Regions from separate parts of the Homo sapiens genome. Here region 2 is linked to region 1. A link is a loop called in an ENCODE intact Hi-C map of the cell type or tissue named here. Cell type or tissue: MCF 10A. All regions are shown on one strand. Each heading gives the region's core, and the rest is flanking DNA. Links, peaks and the distances in the headings are about the cores only.

The links. Peaks named below come from ENCODE experiments on the same cell type or tissue, not always from the same donor. Only the 100,000 strongest peaks of a DNase experiment are listed, where the experiment ranks them.
Region 2: a loop joins it to region 1, with 5 times the contacts of the local background. A loop is called at or near these places in 2 of 110 quality-filtered maps.

Annotation. Positions count from the first base shown.
Region 1 is chr2:128,806,154-128,808,961 of GRCh38, forward strand. No RefSeq gene overlaps it. Among named protein-coding and RNA genes, the nearest start is that of LINC01854, 470 kb to the right of the region's middle. In MCF 10A, for the core only: no CTCF peak of the experiment used is centred there; no DNase peak of the experiment used is centred there.
Region 2 is chr2:129,055,498-129,058,305 of GRCh38, forward strand. No RefSeq gene overlaps it. Among named protein-coding and RNA genes, the nearest start is that of LINC01854, 220 kb to the right of the region's middle. In MCF 10A, for the core only: no CTCF peak of the experiment used is centred there; a DNase peak (open chromatin) is centred at 1,004.

The DNA.
Region 1 (2,808 bases), core at 100-2,599:
AGATTTGAAAAAGATGCATATTTACTTTTCTCGAGCATAGTGTTCTATGTCAGTGGGACCCCTTTCCTTGGTTGTTTTTTTCAGATCTTCCATATCCTTGATGAATTTCTGTAGAGTGGTTGCATCCATTCTTGAAAAGTGTTGACGTCTCCAACTCTAGTAATGTATTTGTCTATTTCTCCTTTTATCTCTATTCATTAAAGCATTTCAAGGCTCCGTGGTTTGTTCAAATTCAGGATTGTTCTGTTTTCCTGGTGGACTGACCCTTTTATCAATACATAATGTTCCTGTTTGTCTGTGGTAATTTTTTTGACTCTGAATTTGGTCTTATCGGATATTACGATAGCCCCTTTTGCTGTGCTTTGTTTTGATTGTTTGTATGGTATATCTTTTCCTATCCTTTAACTTTCATCCTTTCACTTTCAACTGCTATGTTTTGATTGGGTATTCAGGCTATTTACATTTATGCTAACTATTAATATGTTACTTAATAGCTTGTCTATCATTTTATTATTTGGGTTTTGTTTCCTATTGTTCTCGTTACTATTTCTCTTTTCTTGTCTTCCTGCAGATTACTTGAGAATATGTGTGGGATAATATTTTGATTTATTTATAGTATTTTGAGAATACTTCATCGTACGGTTTTCCTAGTGGTTGAGTATTACAACATACATATATGTGACTTAGAATAGTGTACTTTTCAGAAACTTTTTCAGGTCTTCCTTCTTTCCTCTATTGGAATTCTGACCGTACAAATGTTGGAAATTTTGTTACTTTCCTACAGATCCCTGAGGCTCTGTTCTTGTTTTGCTTTTCAGTCTAGATTTTCTCTATCATTCAGACTGAGTGGATTCTATTGATCTGGCATCAACATGGTATCCTAAAAATTTCACTTCAAGTGAAATGTGAAAACCTCACTTCCACTTAGGTTTGTTTTCCTTCCCCACTTCTAAATATCATTACTTTTGGTCTCAGATAGTGTCACAATTTTTACTTCAGTAATCCAATGTTATTTATAAAACTTATAAGCACAAAAATACTATATTATTTGAACCCATATTTTGGCTCCTTCCATTGTTTCCCCTTCTTTCCAGCTGCTCCAAAATTCTTTCTTTTATAATTTTCTTTCTATGTAAAGAATTTTTTGAGCCATTATTTAAAAGTAGGTCTGCTGGTGGCCAATTCTTTTAGTTTTCTTTAATCTGACAATTTTTTTATTTCCCCTTCATTTCTGATGGATAATTTCACCAGATATAGAATTCATGGTTGATGGTTCTTTTCTTTCAGCATTTGAAAAATATTGTGCCACTTCTTTCTGACCTCCATGGTTCCAGCTGAGAAATCTGCTGTCATCCAAATGGTATTCACCACACATAGGGTGTCACTACTCTCCAGTTGCTTTTGAGATTTTAACTTCGTCTTTAGGTTTCAAGAGTTTAATTATGATGTGCCTTGTCCTAGATTTCTTTGTGTGTATCCTATTTGGGCTTTGCTCATTTTAATGAATCTCTATGTTTGTGTTTTTCATCTAACTTAGGATGGTTGTCAACTATTTTTTTCAAATACTTTTTCAGGTCTTCCTTTTTATTCCTACTGGGACTCTGACCATACAAGTGCTGGAAGTTTCAAAGTTTTGTTATTTTCCTACAGATCCCTGAGGACTTCATCTTGTTTTTTATTTTTGTTTGTTGTTTTTAGTTTGTTCAGATTGGGTGAATGCTATTGATCTATCTTCATGTTACCTAACTATAACCTTCATCATCTCCACTCTACTATTGAGCTCATTCATTTCTGTTATTGATTTTTTCAGATCTATAATTTCCCTTTGGTTGCTTTTTATAACATCTATTTCTTTCCTATTTTTTCATTTATTTCAAAATATTTTGTAATTGAATGTTGAAGCTTTTTTTTTTTTTTTTTTGGAGATGGAGTCTTGCTGTCTCACCCAGGCTGGAGTGCAGTGGTGCGGCCTTGGTTCACTGCAACCTCTGTCTCCCAGGTTCAAGTGATTTTACTGTTTCAGCCTCCTAAGTAGCTGGGATTGCAGGTGCCTGCCACTGTGCTGGGCTAATTTTTTTGTATTTTTAGTACAGACAGGGTTTCACCATGTTAGCCAGGCTGGTTTCGAACTCCTGACCTCAAGTGATCCACTCACCTCAGGCTTCCAAAGTGCTAGGATTACAGGAGTGAGCCACTGCGCCTGACTGTTGAAGCATTTTAATAATGACTGTTTTAAATTCTTTACAGAAAATTCCATCATTTGTTTCATTACCGTGATGGTGTAAGTTTTTTTTTTTCTTATTCAAGTTGTGATTTTCTTGTGTGTTTTTTTTTTTTTTTTTGACTGGTGATATTTTATTGTGTCTTGGACATTTTGTCTATTTGTCAGAAGTGCCTTGGATGCTATTTAAATCTTCTATTTTTAGTAGACAGTCACTCTATTTAAGCACACAGTTGCTGGCCTGCTTTTGTGTGCTGTGGTTCCAATGGTGGGTTAATTTTCCATCTTTGCAGCATGACTTTGGCCTGCTTGCTTGGTGTATCTTCTGTAACTGTATGTCCCCGTGGCCTGTGCCAGTGCTGCTTGAAGGGGCAAAAGGGGTTCTTACAGGTTGGGCTGCTGAGGTTGCGGTATGGGGCATCTTCTTACTCTGCCCCTAATGCCCTGTGCCCCTGGGTGAGGGAGGAGAGTGTTAGGCCCATAGGTACAAAGAGAGGATCCACACCAGGCCACCTGCTGTAGCTCTCTGGCCGGCTCTGCCCACTCGCCCACCTCACTGGAAAAGGGGCATCTCAGGCTGGGGGGGA
Region 2 (2,808 bases), core at 13-2,512, 250 kb after region 1:
TGATCCCTTCTCAGATATTACAGAGAAACCATCCCGAAGTCGCAAGTATTTCCTTGCCAGTCTAGGGCCCTGACAGCACGTTCTCTGCTTTCTTCTGGGGATGGGAAGGGCATGTTGATGTGGATTCCAACTCAGTTCAAGACATTGACTTTTATAGCAATGTGGGGCTTCATCTGTGTACTCATCTCTCTCCTCTTTAAGGCCTGTTTCAGAAATGTCCAGGAAGCTTGGAGTCTCAAGCCTGCTAGCGCTGATGTTTTTGACTCAAGTAGTCCTGTATCTCTCATTCCAGTGTCATTGCTCAGCCATGACCAAACCCACGCAGGGTTTGGAGGACACTCAGGGTGCAAAATGCAAGCCCTTCTGGCAGTCCTGTTCATCACTGGCCTTCAACTTTGCTAAGAACGCATGACCTTCTCTGAGCCTGTCCCATTATCCGTAAGTGACACACATTCTCAGCAGCAGGTTGCTGCGAAGCAGATAGCAACGGGCAAGTGGCAGATGCTCAGTCCAAGACACTGCCTCCTCACACCCCTGGGAACCGGCTCACAGGGAGGAGTCAGTGGCCCATGACCCTCATGTGCCCCCTCACCGGCATTGCCAGGCAGATGTTTCTTGAGGAAGCTAGAGCTGCTCAGAGTGATTCTTCTCTTGAACAATGGTGCTGTTTTGCAGCTTATATTGTGCAGTGTTTATTTTTTCTTAACAACTAATTCATTTATAAAATTGAGCTAAAAGTCATAAGAGAAGAAAAAAAGTAATGTTTCTTAAAAACCACAACAAAGATATTACAGTTGTCAAGAGGGATTTGGTCAATGATTTTCCACTTTTTACAGAGAATGCAGCCTCCATGGTGAATTAGAAAGAGGCTGGGGTATGGAGAGACCTGGGTCAGGCCCCAACCCTGCCTGAACATGTTTGTGACTCAGAGTTTGTCTTGCCCCATCCCTGTAGAACAGCATGTAGGTGGATGGATCAGAGGCCTTGCCCCAGGCAAAACTCCATGTTCCAGGTTACCAGGTGGGAGGAAAGGAGTCAAACCATGCACAATGAACTCGACTAGACACTGGGGATTTATGCCCAGGGCCCCTGAGCAGCCATAGGCCCCACGGCTGCCTCCCCACAGAGGACAGGCACCCAGCCAGCAATTCTCATGCCCATGTGAAATACAGGTCCCACTGATTCCCTAGGGAGCACCAATGTCCCCTCCCCCATTTCCACTGCCAGTGTCATCTCACAGATCCACTTTTTCTCTGTTAACCCATCCACTCAGCAAGTCTTTGCCAGGCATGGCTATGTGCCCGGCCCTGTGCCAGATGTGGAAATGCAGCCATAGTCCTCTCCCTCCTGGACTGCAGCCACGGGCAGACTCTTGGGCCTTCCTGCCCTGCACCTTTCAGCCCTCTGTCTCGCAGGCTGTCAGTAAGGATGCTTTCTAAGACAACATGGGACTGCAGACTGCACTCTGCCCTTCAAGACAAAGTCACACAGTTTGACCTTGTGGCAAGGGCTCCTGGACCTGCCCCTGCCCCTCTGCAGCTCCTCTCAGATGCTGCTGCTGCTTACCTCCAGCTGTACAAAAACATTTGTGAGGCTGCTCAGGCCTGATTCATTTCCACACCTTTGGAACTTTGCTGAAATTTCTCTTCCTGCTGACGTTGCCCGATTCCTGCATGAAGAGTGCTGATTCCACCTATCAAGGCTCAGCTCAAGGGCACCTGCAAAGCCTTCCTTTAGCACCCTGTCCACCCTGTCCCCAGGTAGTGCCCCTCCTCTCTTCCTAGCTCTCTCTGCAGATTCCTACAGAGCATCTCTGTGCCTTACATACCTGCCTGCTTTCTTGCTCTAAGCCTCTGAAGGTCAAGATGTGCCCTGGGTCTCCCACTCCTGCCTGGTGCCTGACCCATCCTTATCCTCTATACATTCCTGTTGAGTGGAAGACTTCAAGATTTCCTCCTGAGGCACCTCATCGAAAGTGCACAAGGTTGGTGGCAGGAGGAATGAAGACCAGCCTAGACACTTTTAGAAGCCAAGACTCTCTTCCTGTCTGCTTTCATGTCTAGCACATGGCGCAGCATGGAGCAGTTTCTCACTAACTTGTTATTGGTTAAAATGAAAGAATGAGGGAGTGAGAGCTCAGGCCTCCTAACTTCCATCCCAGGGCTGCTGTCCCCTCTGGAAGACCATGGTGTAGCCCGCGGCGTCGTGGTGCCTCGTGAGACAATCCACCCTTTACGCACAGTCGGGGCCTGGAGTGGCTCCACCAGAATAGAGCAGGCCCCTGTTTCTGCATGTGCTGAGTTTTTCTGTCTTTATGTGGTTGGAGAGTAGGAAGCATACAGTCTGCTTTCCTTGGTATGGATGGCAAGTTCAGGGCAGAGAGGCGTGTGCACCTAGACTCCCTCATTCTTGCACCCGCAGTACAGAGGCCCTGTTTTCTGCTGAGCACAGACGAATCACAGAATTCTTCTTCTTCTTCTTCTTCTTCTTCTTCTTCTTCTTTTTTTTTTTTTTTTTTTTGAGACGGAGTATCGCTCTGTTGCCCAGGCTGGAGTGCAGTGGCGCCATCTCAGCTCACTGCAACCTCTGCCTCCTGGGTTTAAGCAATTCTCCTGCCTCAGCCTCCCTAGTAGCTGGGATTACAGGTGCCTGCCACCACGCCCAGCTAATTTTTATATTTTAGTAGAGATGGGGTTTCAACATGTTGGCCAGGCTGGTCTCAAACTCCTGACCTCAAGCAATCCAACTGCCTCGGCCTCCCAGAGTTCTGGGATTACAGGCATGAGGCACCGCTCCTGGCCTCACAGA